2 separate regions of the Homo sapiens genome follow, and region 2 is linked to region 1. Evidence: read pairs that join two places in POLR2A ChIA-PET (ENCODE). Cell type or tissue: HepG2. All regions are shown on one strand.

What was found. ChIA-PET counts read pairs that join two places held together with the same protein. Peaks named below come from ENCODE experiments on the same cell type or tissue, not always from the same donor. Only the 100,000 strongest peaks of a DNase experiment are listed, where the experiment ranks them.
Region 2: POLR2A ChIA-PET joins it to region 1 with 6 read pairs; 2 of 35 experiments call an interaction of 5 or more read pairs at or near these places.

The regions. Positions count from the first base shown.
Region 1 is chr6:36,605,549-36,613,548 of GRCh38, forward strand. It overlaps SRSF3 (serine and arginine rich splicing factor 3), which reads left to right. Exons shown (of 6, transcript NM_003017.5): 6 at 1-52. Among named protein-coding and RNA genes, the nearest start is that of MIR3925, 13 kb to the right of the region's middle. RefSeq lists a silencer at 7,610-7,810. In HepG2, no CTCF peak of the experiment used is centred here; a DNase peak (open chromatin) is centred at 3,813.
Region 2 is chr6:36,822,098-36,830,097 of GRCh38, forward strand. It overlaps CPNE5 (copine 5), which reads right to left. Exons shown (of 21, transcript NM_020939.2): 2 at 961-1,001; 3 at 17-63. Among named protein-coding and RNA genes, the nearest start is that of CPNE5, 13 kb to the right of the region's middle. RefSeq lists a silencer at 3,416-3,710. In HepG2, a CTCF peak has its summit at 3,544; no DNase peak of the experiment used is centred here; H3K4me3 peaks cover 252 bases; H3K27me3 peaks cover 4,585 bases.

The DNA.
Region 1 (8,000 bases):
AACTTTCCCCTTGTTGGACTCTGTACTTAATAATACAGTATTTAGATTCTCATTTAGTATCCTGCTTTCTCTGTCGATTTGATGAAGGTACCCAAAATGATTCCTAAACTAACACATGAAATACGTGTGTAAAACATTGCTGTTTTAATCTTTAGTTTTCCTCATTTCTGATGTAAGGCATTGTATAGTTGTTCTACTATAAAAGATGTAGAATATGGCCATGTAGTGCCTCACTGTAAGTTAGTACATGTGTCTTGAGCAAGTGGAAATATCAAAACATTGATACTTTGCTTCTCCCTAATCATTTGGAATGTCCTGAGATGGATACTATTTCCAGGGCAAAATTAAACCTTCCAGAAAAGTAGTCTATAGGTTGAAGGAGTCCTCCTCTTTTGAAAGCCTTGTTCATTTGTGGTTGTGCACCTTTATTTCAGTATATACTTCATTCAGATTTCATCTGGGGCAAGTTAGCATTCCTGTTTTTGTTTTGTTTTTTGAGACCAGTGGTGACATAGCTTACTGCAGCCTTGGCTTCTTGGGCTCAAGCGTTCCTCCCACCTCAGTCTCCCAAGTAGCTAGGACTACAGTCACACACCACCATGCCCAGCTAATTAAAAACTTTTTTTAAGAGACGTGGTTATGTTTCTCAGGCTGGTCTGGAACTCCTCAAGCGATCCTTCTGCCTCAGCCTCCCAAAGCGCTGGGATTACAGGCCTGAGTCACCTTTCCCTGGCCAAGTTAGCGTTGTTCACTGTTTTTTTATTTGCTCACAAAGCCCCAAAATGTAGAGCTAAGGGGAATGTTGTTGAAGTTGTTGCCTAATGCTGCCTGGAGCTGGGCAGTGGCAATGGGGGGTCGGGGAGGGGGTGGGGTGGAGATGTGAAGTTTATATTGGTCATTTGGAGAAGGAAATATTTGAATATTTTAAAAAAATGTTATGTAAGTCTTGAGATACAGAAGTTTATTTTTTATTTAATGTTATTTATGTATTTTTTTTTTTTTTTGAGATGGAGTCTCTCTTTGTCACCCAGGCTGGAGTGCTGTGGCTCGATCTCGGCTCACTGCCACCTTCGCCTCCCGGGTTCAAGCAATTCTCCTGCCTCAGCCTCCCGAGTAGCTGGGACTACAGGCGCGTGTCACCACGCCCAGCTGCTTTTTGTATTTTTAGTAGAGCCAGGGTTTCACCATGTTAGCCAAGCTGATCTTGAACTCCTGACCTCAAGTGATCCGCCTGCCTCGGCCTCCCAGAGTGCTGGGATTACAGGCGTGAGCCACCGTGCCCGGCCTAGAAGTTTCATTTTTGAAAGAATAACTCCTTTGGGAAACAATTCTAAATCTTAAGCTCAGGCAGCTGGTAACTTTAAAAAACCTCATCCAGCTGGCTGGCTGCCACCAGAATCTCATAATGACATTTATTTTTAGTTTAGATAAAACTACCCATGTTTTCAATGAAAGTATTTTACAAATACAAATTGGAATGTTGATTTGTCATTTAATTGTTTCATAATTTTCCTACATGTCAAAAGTCCATGATACAAACACTGACTGGGATACAGTGATAAATCACAACACCAGCTCAATATCTAGAAAGAAAAATCTATATAATATTTGTGTTTGACTGGAGTGCAAGTTTAGGCTGTTGACCTTTAACAATTCATTTTCACCCCAGTTTTCTTTTTGGTTGGTTGGTTTTGAGACGGAGTCTCACTCTGTCACTCAGGCTGGAGTGCAGTGGTGTGATCTCAGCTCACTGCAATCTCTGCCTCCCAGGTTCAAGTGATTCTCCTGTCTCAGCCTCCTGAGCAGCTGGGACTACAGGTGCGCACCACCATGCCTGGCTAATTTTTTGGTATTTTTTAGTAGAGACGGGTTTCACCATATTGGCAAGGATGGTCTCGATGTCTTGACCTCATGATCCGCCCGCCTTGGCCTCTCAAAGTACTAGGATTACAGGCGTGAGCCACTGCGCCCCGCCCCAGGCTGTTTTTTATAAGATGGTATTTCACTGTTGCCCAGGCTGCACTCAAGGACCCCTCCAGCCTTGGCTGTAATCCCAAAGTGTTGGGATTATAGGCATGAGCCACTGCAACTGGCCATCCCAGTTCCAGAGCTCACATTCAAATGATAAGGAGAGACTAACCAATCTGAGGTGAAGAGGAAGAAATAAATGCCTTAATCATGAAATAGGGGTTTAGAGCCAGAAACAGTTGAGAATGTAAACTGCACTAGGATTTAGAGATAAAAGGGTTTATTTAAGTTTGAAGTGGGTCCAAATCTGATTGGTTTTTTTTTACTTTCCTTTAGCCATGTATTTGAACAAGCGTGTATAAGATAACTTGTCCAGCTTTAACACTGACAGGAAAGCCAAGAAGTTGGGAGTATTAGAGTGCATTGATGAATGGCTGGCTCGCTCATTCTAGCTGCTTGGAGTTTAATGAGGACAGGTTTACTGAGCTGGCAGTCTTGGTTAGATTTCAGTTGGCAATATATAGCAATCCATTTGACATGAAATTGGCCTCAAAGAGTGAGGTTGGAAGAAGTCACGTGCTTTGTAAGTTGGAGTATGAACACACTGACAAGGAGGGCTAAGAACTGAATCATTGAAAGTATCTGCCTTAGGCCAGGTGCTGTGGGTCACACCTGTAATCCGAGCACTTTGGGAGGCCAAGTTGGGTGGATCACGTGAGGTCGGGAGTTTGAGACCAGCCTGACCAACGTGGAGAAATCCTGTCTCTACTTAAAAAAGCCGGGCATGTTGGCACATGCCTGTAATCCCAGCAACTGGGGAGGCTGAGCCAGGAGAATCGCTTGAACCTGCGAGGCAGAGGTTGCAGTGAGCCGAGATCGTGCCATTGCACTCCAGCCTGGGCAACAAGAGTGAAACTGTCTCAAAAAAAAAAAACAAACCCAAAACATCAAACAGGGAGGACTTTTCAGTTTTACAGAGAAAAGTATACAAACCTTTTTTTTCTCTGTGTGTCTCTTTTTTTTTTCTTCCAGAGATTCATGAGCTCTTGTTTAAAAATGATAGCCCAAGTTAGGAGACTGTTGTGTCTTATTTCTGAGTTGCTGGTGAAAAAATAGTGGTCGAAGTTAAGTAGACAAATTTAAGTGATCACTTACTTGGTAATTAAAGCTCTTTTTCTTCCCAGCATTTTGGGAGCCCAAGGCAGGTGGATTGCCTGAGCTCAGGAGACCAGCCTGGGCAACATGGCAAAACCCCGTCTCTACAAAAAGTACAAAAATTAGCTGGGCATGGTGGTATGTGCTTGTAGTCCCAGCTACTGAGGAGGCTGAGGTGGGAGGATTGCTTTGAGCCCAGGAGGTAGAGGTTGCAGTGAGCTGAGATTGTGCCACTGCACTCCAGCCTGGGTGACAGAGTGAGGCCCTGTCTCAAAAACAACAACAAAAAACAAAAACAAGCTCTCTACAGCAGCTGGCAGTCTATTGACCTGGAAGAAAGCTCCATTCCTTTCCTCAAGTAATTTTGATTAATTCTCAACAGAAGTGGGTGGAAGGAAAGGTTTTTACTTACTCTGTCATCCAAGACTGGTACCTGAGCCACTGCCAGCTCTTGGGTATGACAGCAGTTGACAGGAATAAAATGATTCAAAAGGGTGTTAGTAGTAAGGTTAATGTGATCATCTCCATTTATTGAGGAAGAGATTTAAGTTCGGAGGGGCTTGGCAAGTTGTCTAACTTCGCAGCCCAGTGGTAATGGAGCTGAAACTATAAACTTGGTTACAGGACCAGGTGTAGATAAACTGGAAAGGGCTTCAGAGTCGATAGTCCAAATTCTTATTAGTTTAGAGATAAGAAAGTGGATTTGTTCAAGGTCACACAGGGACACAGTGGCAGAGCAGGGCTCTGGTGCCTCAACAGCAAATCCAGGGCTTGTTATAGGGAGCAGTGTAACGTTAAGGCCGTCAGGCTTGGAAATAGCAGCCCAGATTTGAATCCTTGCTTCCTTACAGCTCTGTGGCTTTGGGCCAATTGTGTAATGTCTGGGATTTCATTTTTTTCATCTTTAAAATGGTGATAATAGGAAGCACCTATCCCCTATTGTTAATATCAAGAATATAGTGTAATGCAAGTAAAGCACTCAGCACAGAGCATAGCACACTGCTCAGTAAATAATAGGTGTTCTGTGCAGGCTTGTGTTGGCATGCAGTAAGCACTCAGGTAATGGCTTAAGAAAGGCTCCTTTGGGTGCTGGGCAGGCAGAAATTACCCTAATTTGCCTGCTGTGAGTGTGCTTCCGCTGACCTTGCTCCTCCTCAACCACTTTTGAATCTGTCCAATTTCGAAGAGTGCGGAAGGGGGACTACTGAGTTGAATGGTCCAAGGTCAAGAGGGACATTTGTGGATAAGGGAGTATGGGCATATGTTAAGAAAGGGGATTCTGAAGGGATAGGTAGGTAGGAAAGATGGTGTGGGTTAAAACTGCTAGATAGCTGTTTTAAAATAGGTTTTCAAATTAGGCTTTCTTGAGTTCAAATTTTTTTTTTTTTTTTGGCTGTGTGCTGAGGGCAAGTCACTTTCTTAGTTCCCTTGTTTGAAAAGTTGGGGGATAACAATATACTTCACAGGGTATTCATGGTGTTTTCTCTCCCCTTTGCTGCACATTGGAATCACGGGGAGCTTTAGAAAACCAATAACTTGGGCTGGGCGCAGTGGCTCATGCTTGTAATCCCAGCACTTTGGGAGGCCCGGGTGGACGGATCATTTGAGGTCAGGAGTTCGAGACCAGCTTTACCAACATGGCAAAACCCCATCTCTACTAAAAAAAAAAAAAAAAAAAAAAAAAGCCGGGCGTGGTGGAGCGCGCCTGTAATCCCAGCTACTGGGGAGGGGAGGCTAAGGCAGGAGAATTACTTAAACCTGGGAGGCAGAGGTTGCAGTGAGCTGAGATCGCGCCACTGCACTACGGCCTGGGCAGTCAAGATTAAAGTCTGTTTCTGATACCACAGAAGTGCAGTTTGTCACTTTGACCCAGTATGTCTTAAGGAAGAAAAACACCTTTTAATCTGAGGAATGTGATTCCTTTTAAATTATTAGGGCCAGAGAGGCATTTAACAGCAGTCCTGTCTTCACTCCCTCCTTGAGCTAAATAATTACCTCTTGAAGTCACTTGCCATGTGGGTTCTAGACTGTGATGCCAAGTAGCCATAAAATGCCATTGTCCTGTAATTCAACAGTGGATAGCCAATCACTAACCAGTGTTATTTCTGTAAACCAATGAGAATTCCTGACGAACAACTTTTGTAATCACCCGTCTTCTGATTCATCCTTTTTTCTGTAAAAAGTTGAGCCTGTCCTTTGGAATACTCTCCAAGGCAACCTGGAAGTGTCTCAGGCTGCAGTCTTCAACCTTGGCCCAAATAAGCTACCTTGACCTGCTGTTTGCCTTTTTACCCTAATTCCCCCCAGGCATCCCTAGATAGGGAAACAAGCCACATCTCTGCCCTCAGCCTGGGACCCTGCTTCCTGATGATACCTGCCCATCCCTGTTTTTTCTCCATAAACTTGCTGGGAAAGGTGCCCTGGTTCTGTTTCTCTAGAGGCTGTGGTGCCAGACTGGAAACTACCAGTTTCCTGGGCATGTGCCTTGGTGTCACCGAACAGCCAGATGAGACTTGTCACCAGAAAATGCTTTCCTTTGCTCCTTTATTAAACACACTCATATTGCCAGTACTGGGGATATCCCCTGAGCAAGGTGTAGGAGAGCAAAAGTAGACAACCAGATAGGAAGAAAACTGAAGTGGAATAAATAGATGCCAGGCACATGAATGGTGCTTTTTTTCATCAACCTTGTGACGTTGGAATTATCTCCCATTACTCAAGAAGCTCAGAGAGGACAAGTGGTCTTGACTTATCAGACATGGGCCCCTTTTTTGTTAAAAAAAAAAAAAAAAATTGGTAATGACCCTTGACTCTTCTGAAGTGAGATCCATTTTCTATATGGATTATAGAAATGCAAAGCCTTAACAATAATATAAAAATACAAGAAAAGCAGTTTATAAAATAAACGTTCTGTATGTAAATATCAGATATGAGTGTGCTATAAGATGTAAGTCAGGTTGGGCATGGTGGCTCAGGCCTGTAATCCTAGCACTTTGGGAGGCCGAGGTGGGCGGATCATCTGAGGTCAGTAGTTTGAGATCAGCCTAGCCAACATGGCAAAACACCGTCTCTACTAAAAATACAAAAATTAGCCGGACATGATGGTGGACACCTGTAATCCCAGCTACTTGGGAGGCCAAGGCAGGAGAGAATTGCTTGAAGCCAGGAGGCACAGGTTGCAGTGAACCAAGATCACACCATTACACTCCAGTCTGGGTGACAGAGCAGGACTCTGTCTCAAAAACAAAAACAAAAACAAAGACCAACAGCAACAACAAAAAAACAAAAAGTGCAAGGTGAAGCAGCAAGTGCTGATGTAGAAGCTGCAAGTTATCCAGAAGATCTACCTAAGATAATGGATGAAGGTGACTACACTAAACATTTTCATTGTAGAAAAAAGCCTTCCATTGGAACAAGATGCCATCTGGGACTTTCATAGCTAGAGAGGGGAAGCCAACGCCTGGTTTCAAAGCTTCAAAGGACAGTCTTACTCTTGATTTTTTGTTTTGCTTTTGGTACAGGCTCTTGCTCTGTGGCCCAGGCTGGAGTGTAGTGGCACAAACACGGCTCAACCTCCTGGGCTCAAGCGATTCTCCTGCCTCAGCTTCCCAAGTAGCTGGGACCACAGGCACGCGCCACCATGCTCAGCTGATTTGTAAAAATTTTTTTGTAGAGATTGGGTCTCACCATGTTGCCCAGGAGACCAGTCTGGTGAGACCCCATCTTTACAAACTCCTGAACTCCGCTGGGATTGCAGGCGTGGAGCTTCTATGCCCCGCCCAGGCTAACTCGTTGAGGACTGAGGCAGCTGGTGGAAGCCAATGCTCATTTATTGTTCTGAAATTCCCAAGACCCTTAATTGTGCTGAATTTACTCTGCCTGTGCCCTATAAATGGAACGAAGCCTGGGTGACAGCCCATCTGTTTATAGGATGGTTTACTGTTTTTTTTTCTTTTTTTCTTTTTTTTTCAGACAGGAGTCTTGCTCTGTCGCCCAGGCTGGAGTGCGGTGGTGCTATCTCGGCTCACTGCAACCTCTGCCTCCCAGGTTCAAGCGATTCTCCTGCCTCAGCCTCCCAAGTAGCTGGGATTACAGGCGCTTGCCACCACGCCCGACTAATTTTTTGTATTTTTAGTAGAGGTGAGGTTTCACCGTGTTGGCCAGGCTGGTCTTGAACTCCTGACCTCAAGTGATCGCCTGCCTCAGCCTTCCAAAGTGCTAGGATTACAGGTGTCAGCCACCGTGCCCAGCCAGGTTTACTGAATATTTTAAGCCTACTATTGAGACCTGCTCAAAAAAGATTTCTTTCAAAATATTACTGCTCATTTACAATACACCTGGTTACCCAAGAGCTCTGCTGGAGATGTACAGGGAGATTAGTAGTTTCATACCTGCAAACACAACATCCACTCTGCAGCCGGTGGATCAAGGAGTCATTTCAGCTTTCACGTCTTATTAAGAAATACATTTCATAAGGCTATACTGCTATAGATATTTATTCCTCTGATGGATCTGGGCAAAGTAAATTGAAAATCTTTTGGAAAGGATTCACTGCTTTACATGTCATTAACGACACATGCGATTCATGGGAGGTGGTCAAAATATCAACATTAGCAGTTTGGAAGAAGTTGATTCCAACCCACATGGATGACTGAGGGGTTTGAGACTGCAGTGGAGGAAGTAATGACAGATGTGGTGGAAAAAACAGCAAGAGAACTAAAAACGGAGCGTAGAGATGTGACGGAATTGCTGTAATCTCATGATAAAACTTGAACGAATGAAGACTTGTTTCAATGGATGAGCAAAGAGTGGTTTCTTGAGATGGAATCTATTGCTGAAGGTGCTGCACACATTGTTGAAATGACAACAAAAGATTT
Region 2 (8,000 bases), 220 kb after region 1:
AAGGAGCTGCACCTACCTCCCGCCACTGCTTGTTCTCCATCCCTTGGGTATACATGACGCACACTGCGGGGGGAGGAGAAACAGTGGATTAATACCTCAGGCCAAGAGGAAGGAGGGGTCCCAGATGAAAAGGATCCTGGCTGGGCAGGCGCCTCAGCAGACCCAGCCTGGGTAGCACTGTTGGATCTGGGTAGGGGTAGAGGGTGTCTCCTGGGGTGGCTGAGATCTTGGTGAGTGAGTCTGGCCCCCCAAGCCTGGACAGGAATCTGGCCCCCCAAGCCTGGACAGGGTTGTAGATGCACCGATTCGGAGGGGTTGCGTTGGAGAAGGGAGACTAGGTGTGCCTGGAAGGGGCAACCTTTAGGAGAAGGGTCGGCACCATTGCCTTCTAGGCTACAGCAAGGGTCTGAAGTGTGAGGCAGGTAGACGGGTGGGTGTGATGGACGACAAGCAGAGGTGTGGTGGGGGAGAGCATCAGAAATCCGCATTGCTCCTTTACAGCCCGGAGCAGTTTCATGAGGCCTCTGATTATCATCAGCCCCACTTTACAGATGGGAAAACAGGCTCAGAGGAGGCCAAAGACCCATCCAGGTCACACGCTTGGGTGGCACTGCTCAAGGCTAGAACCTGGACTCCAAAACCAGTGCTCATCCCACCAGGTCACAGCCAGCTGGAGCTCTTAGGCCTACTGGTTTCTCTGGGACCCTGTAGCCCCAGACCTCCAACCCCTCCCAGCCTGCTCTGTTGTGTTGAGGCTTCACAAGCGTGCAGGCTGGGAAGGGTCAAATCTCCGCAATTATCTTTCTCAGACACTATGGGAGAAACATTAAACAGGCTTGACACACTTTGAACGGCGCCTGGCACATGGTTAGTGCTCAGTAAGGGCTCAAGCATTGCCGCTGTAATTAGTCATAGCGTTGCCGCTATTGTTACCGTTCTTATTGTCAGAGCAGGACTTACGTGGGTCGGACTTGGAAAACATGTCTTTGTCCAGGAGGTTCCTGAAAGAGGGGGAGAGAGGAGGGGTTAGCACGGCCAGCTGAGAGGAGGCGACCTCAGGGGATTCAGGCTGTTACCGAGACCCAGAGGCTGCCTCTGGCCTGGCCTCAGGCAAAACAGTTCCACAATCGTTTATTAGGCTTCATTAAAAGCCAGGCACTGGGCAGGCCCTGGAGGTTCCTCAGCCCACCTGCCTAAGGTGTGCAGAACTCCCTACCTCCCACCCCTATCATCACCACAAGCACTCCGGGTAGGTGCCCTGGTCTTGGTGCCCTGTGTCGCACAGCCACTCACCATCGGGGGATTTCCGAAACTGCCCAATGTCTTAGCCCTTTCTAGAAGCTCTCCTTTAATCACTTCTCTGCTTCTCAAAAAAATAAGATAAAGCAATCAAAACATATCCACCTACTCTCCCATTTTCTCAAGGCTCTACTTACAGCCAGTTTATTCGATGGTCTCATCTGTACTGATAGATTAATGAATTACACCTCCCAGGGGAAGCCGACTCATTTGGACAAGGTCCTTCTGTGGTCAAGACCAGGGCTAACACATGGCTCTGATAATCAGACTGGACGGCACAGCAGCAAGATGATGGACACAACATTTGGGGACAGAACGGTCTTTCAACAGGTGCTAAGCTCCCCTTGTCCTGCCTCCATGCAATAAAGGCTCCCATTTACTGAGCCCCGGCGATGGGTCAGGCAGTGCGCTGTTTTACAAATATGAGCTCCCGATTCTCATGCTGCCCTACAAGGTTGATCCTAGGCAGGTATTGTCCCATCTTACAGATGTGGAAGTGGAGGGGAGAGGAGGGGAGGATGGGCAGCCTACATCCTGCACATCTGGTATCCCTCGTTTCACAGCGACCTGCTGCCATTGGGAAGCAAGACAGCCCAGTGGAAACGCAGTCTCTGGCTGGGAAGTCATTCAACCTCTCTGAGCCTGTTTCCTCATCAGTACAATGAGACGGTAGTATCAGTCTTGAAGGCTGTTGATGCCCTGCATGGATCCCCTCAGCCCTCACAGTTCCTGTACACATCCATGGTTTCCTCTTGTGTCTGTTTCTCTCCTGCGGGCTTTCTCGGGCAGGCTGTCTGCAAGGGCCAGAAAGTTTATGCTCCCAAAAGGCCGCACTCAACCAACAGGAAGGGGCTGGAGGACTGACTGCTCAGCTTCTTCACTCACCCTGGAGACAGCTCTGCTCTACAGTCTCTCCGAAGTGCCAGAGGGACTGAGCCCCAGGGGCCGCCAGGAGACCTACCCATGAACACATCCCACGCTGACCAGGTCTTCCCTTCCCTGCTTCCCCTGTAAGCTGCCAGACAAGCCCTTCCTGCCTGTGCGGCTACTCCTGCCAACACTGCCCTCAAGTCTTGGTTCTTTTCCCAACCATCTCAGCCTTGTCCCGCCTCCCTTCCGGAGGTCCCAAAGGATCTTGTCACCTTCCTTCTCTACTCCCACAACCCCCCACAGGGGCCTCTGCCCCTTGAACTGCTTTTCTGGAGAAAAGAAACAGTCAACACTGGTCTGTGTTGCTTCCCGAAAGCCAACTTCAAATATCAGAGCTAGGCCGGGTGTGGCTGCTCATGCCTGTATTCCCAGCACTTTGGGAGGCTGAGGCATGTGGATCACTTGAGGTCGGGAGTTCGAGACCAGCCTGGCCAACATGGTGAAACCCATCTCTACTAAAAATACAAAAATTAGCCCGGCATGGTGGTATGCGCCTGTAATCCCAACTACTCAGGAGCCTGAGGCAGGAGGATCACTTGAAACAGGGAGGTGGAGGTTGCAGTGAGCTGAGATCGCACCACTGCACTCCAGCCTTTTTCAAAACAACAGCAGCAGCAACAACAACAAAACAAAACAAACAAATGTCAGAGCTAGATGAGGCCCTGAGGAGGATCTGTTCCTCTTTCTCCTCCATGATGGGGACATGAAAGACCAGGGAGAGGCAAAGGGCGACCGTGGCCCACAGCAAGCAGTGGTAGAGACAGAAAAGTCTAGAAGGAGGCCTTACCCTGAGTCAGTGTCACCAAAGCCCTCGGCAGTGACAGCCTGTCGGGCAACTTGACCCCATAATCAACCCTACCACTCATGCCCCACGCCCTAAGGTGGGAGCCAAAAATCAATCAACAGATGGACAAACGCAACAGCAGCCTGAGGCCTACACATGGCATCCTCTGGTGCCTGGGGAAGCCCCAGATTGCATTCATTAATACCCCCAGCTCCAGTCCCTGAGCAGATTCCTAGAGATGCCCCCAAGAGAGGAATTCCCAAATGGCTTCAGGAAACCAGTCCCTGGAGAACTCTCACCCCTCCCCAACTCCAGTCTCTACATCCAGGGGCCACTCCCCAAAGGCAGCCACCCCCAACTGGGCCTCCCTGACCCCACAGGCAACCACCTCTCTCCTGGCCACCACTGGCCCCTCCACCAGACCAGACCTGCTCCCAGTCAGCTGTCATTTCGGAAACCATCTGATAAACCTCCCAGCCCTCCACAGAGAGCATCAGATGAACGATAAACAAGGCATCTCTGAGAAGTAGGCAGCAGGGGCTGCACGTGAGACACCACTTCTACATACAGTCATTCACACCGAGGCGGGCTGACTTCCCTGGGCCGACATTCTCATCCTGAAGTGTGCTAAGTTTGGGGGTAGGGGTGTCTATCTTGATTTAAACAAAGGACAAATGCCTTGAGACCAAAGGTGACTCTACAGTGGTGGAACCTGAGGCACAGTGAGGAGCTGAAAGTGATAAGGAGGAGGGGGACTTCTCTACTAAAGCAAGCGCTTTAGGTTTATCTTTGAATTCTATAATGAAATTCAGCAATGACATAAAATCCTCGAATGTTCAAGCTGGAGAGGACCTCAGAGGTCACCTTTCCCAACTCCTTTACAAATCAGGACTGTGAGACTCGGAAGGACAACGCTTAACTCCTCCAAGGTCTGGGTCTCCTCCAAGTGTGGCTCTAGAACTCGGATCTGGTCATATCCAGGCTAGGGAGAAAGAGAGTGAGGCCCTGGATATCAGCCTAGATACGTGTGTGTGTTTGCGTGTGTGCATGCGCATGTGTTATGGGCGGTGGGAGGGGGAGGTCTTATCCTCAAAGACAAGTAGATGGGGCTTTCCCTGGTCCTGCCCACTTCCCAGCTGGGCTAGAGGCACACAGCTAGACTAAGAAACAGAATCTAGCCACCTGGCTCCTTGCCTGGTGACCTCAAGACCCTCACCGAATCCTGGGACAAGGGTCACCCTGGCAACCAGCACCCCAGGATAAAGCAAACCCTCTCTTCCCCACTCTGCTGAAATTATTCTTGCCATCCTTCCAGACTATTCCTGTCCTTCCTCAGTTTTGCCTTTCCTGGACACTGATGGACAGCTACTTCCTCTCCTCTCCCCTGAGCTCTCTCTGGCCTGGAGTGTGCAGCCCTCTGACTCGTAGGACCCCATTACATACTCTGTACACGATCGGTTGCAAAATCATGGGTGTATCTGTCTCTCACACTGGCTGTGCATGCCTCCATGGCAGAGTTTCCCACCCTGCCACAGGCCAGCCTAGCACCTGAGTCAGAGTAGTGGCCTGGCAAGCTGGATGGATGAAGGACGACCAAAAAGAATGGCCAGATGGGTGAGCGAAGCCCGTATCTCCCCACCTGGGTGGCACACGGTCAAGCTCAGGGACGGCCCCTTGCACTTCCTCTCAGCTGTGGCATGTAGTAGTTAAGTGCATGGGCTCTGCAGTCAGACAAGCTGGGTTTGCTCACCTTGTGCCTCAGTTTCCCCATCTGTAAAGTGGGGGGTGGGGCACAGTAAAAATAGTTCAGGGCTGCTGTGGAGATTCGATATGTGGAGCACCTGGGACCTCGTCAGCCTTGTCAGACAGGTCAGCTGTCGTTGGCCCGGTGCTGAGTGGAGCCGTCACTCTCCCGGTGGATGCTCAGGCACACTTGGTGACAAGCGCAGCACAAGCAATCTCCACCCTCACAGGTCCAAGGAAGAAGCCCGCCCCCAACACACTCCCAGGGCTCCCTGCTGAGTCCCTTCCCCAGCTCAGCCCCTCTTCAGCCTCCGTTCCATTCCCCACTCTCAGCCTTGAGGACCTTCTGCCTCTCGCCTATGTCCCTGCGCCCTACACCCTCTGATCCCACACCTCGTCCACACTTGCCTCCGTCCATCCCTCTCCCTAACTGCCTGTCCAGACAGAACCCTCAGAGCCTGCTAAACCTCCTACCTTGGCTTTGGACGGGTGGCTTCACCCCGTGAACAATGGGCCTCGCACTTCTGGGGCTCACCCCTGCCCCGGGGTATAAAATGGCAGTTCCTTGGGCTCTGTTCCAAGTCTGGCTGTGTAGGTCTGAAGCAGGGCTCCAGAGGCCATGTTTATCCAAGTGGCCGCCAGAGATCCCCCTATTATGTCTCTGATGGCAGCCGTCCAAATACCACATGTTGAGACACCGTCTCTTAGGGCCTCAGTTTCCCCCGCTGCAAAGGCACAGACCACAACACACACACGTGTAGCACCAGAAGTTTCTTCGAGGTAAAGCGCCTTCCCCACTGATCCTCACCATGATCCACTGAGGACTTCCAGGCCCAGGGGCAATGAGTCACTTGCCCACAAGCACACAGCCAAAAGCCTGGGGGAGGAAACCGGGTCTTCCGCCCTGACGAAGGGCCCGAGACACCAGGGCACAGACAAGACCAGACCACAAGTACTTTTTCTCCACTTTCTTTCTTTGGAGAGCACAAAGAGAAATTTTTTTTAGCAGGAAAAACGTATTTTTTTTTTTTCTAAAAGAGCATACAACCCTTCCGCTGTCTGCACAGCAGCCTGGAGCTTGGCTTCTTTTGTTCCTTAAATCAAGGCCAGGAAGCAGAGCCAAGAGCCCCTTTCCTCCCTGCTTCCCCTTGCGGAATCATTTCCAATTCAGTGGCAGTGAGAAAATGGTCATTCATTGGGCTGTGAGGTCAGAAGTCTCCAAGGCCCCAGCAAGGACAGAAAACACTGGAAGGGCAAAATGAGAGCCCTTGGCAGGTGCTAAAGGAGGGGCCACAGGGTAACACCTCCCATCTGGGGGAGCTTAAGAAAGAAGCTGGGCACATGTAGTCTTAGCTACTCGGGACTCCAAGGAGGGAGGATCACTTGAGCTCAGGAGTTCGAGACTAGCCTCAGCAACACAGTGAGATTCCATCTCTAAAACAACAACAACAAACCAAAAAAAAAAAAAAAAAAAAAGAAAGGTATGGGTAGAGGCTGGGGTGTACCATCCGAGAGGGAGATACAACCCTGCACTCAGGGAGCCCGGTCTGACCAGGAGACATAGCCTCTGCCTCAGGGAATCCTCAGCCAGAAAGGCATATTTGCTCTTGAGCTGAGATGCTGGGTGAACTGACCATCACGCATCCCTGGTTGTCTCTAAACAAAGCCCAGAAGTGCTGCATCAATGCACTGAGCAAAGGCTTTGGCTTCAGCATAGAAAGAAACATTTTCCTGGGGCAGGACCCATAATGGAGGTCATGGGCCCCCAATAGGCAAAGTATGGCATATTGGTATATACGGATACCACATATATGGATACATTCTTCTGGAGAGCTTTCATTAGCTACCCGAAGACATTCATGAGTCTAAAAAGCTCAAGAAAAGGTGGTGTATCTTCTTCCCAACAACTCACCCTAAGCATCCGTCCAACCTTGGGGGTGAAAAGTGGGGGCATTGAGAGCATAGACTTCAAGCTTCATCTCTGAATCCAACACCCAACTCTGTCCCTTACTTGCTATATGACCTCTGGCATGTCATTTAGCTTCTCTGTGCATCAGTATTCCCATTTGTAAAGAAGGGCTAATAACAGTCCCCCCCTCCCAGGAGTTTTGTGAGATTAAACTCACATAGTAAGTTGCAATGCAGTGCCTGGCATACAATAAGTGCTCAACAAAGGCCTGTGGAGAATGAAGATGGCACCTAAGAATGCTCCATATTCCCCCCTCTCTTCTCCCTAAAGCTTGGCTTTAGCAGGACCCAAGCCCTACTACCCTTGCCCACCACTGCTGACTGGTTGCATAGCCTTCCTTGAGGAGAGAGTGGGGACAGGAGAGCCAAGGTCAGGTAGAAACGGGAATCCTGGCTGGGCTTGGTGGCTCATGCCTATAATCCCAACACTTTGGGAGGCTGAGGCAGGAGGATCACTTGAGGCCAGGAGTTTGAGACCAGTGTGGGCAACATACGGAGACCCTGTCTCTAAAAAAAATAAACAAAATTAGCCGGGTGTGGTGGTGTGTATCTGTAGTCCCAGCTACTCAAGAGGCTGGGGTGGGAGGATCTCTTGAGCCCAGGAGGTCAAGGTTGCAGTGAGCCGTGATCACACCACTGCACTCCAGCCTGGGTGACAGAGCGAGACCCTGTCTCAAAAATAAATAAATACATAAATAAAGAAACAGAAGGCTGGGCACGGTGGCTCACACCTGTAATCCCAGCACTTTGGGAGGCCAAGGTGGGTGGATCACTTGAGGTCAGGAGTTCGAGACCAGCCTGACCAATATGGTGAAACCCTGTCTCTCCTAAAAATACAAAAATTATCCAGTCATGGTGGCAGACACCTGTAGTCCCAGCTACTCGGGAGGCTGAGGCAGGAGAATCGCTTGAACCCGGGAAGCAGAGGTTGCAGTGAGCCGAGATCACGTCACTGCATTCCAGCCTGGGTGACAGAGTGTGGCTCCATCTCAAAAAAAAAAAAAAAAAAAAGTTGAGTGTAGGAATTGCAAAAAAAAAAAAAAAAAAATACCCAACAGGAATCCTGATGGTCCCACAGAGGCCCCTGAGGTACTGACCAGCGTCACCCCATTTCTGCATGGAGCAATTTGCATAAACATCTGGCAAATGGAGTGGGAGAGAGATGACACCCAACAAGTATATAATCTGTGCCAAGTCCTTTGTCATGTACTTAGCCTGTGACACTCTATTTACCCTCCATATCAACGCCAGAAAGTAGACTTTGCTCCCATTCTAT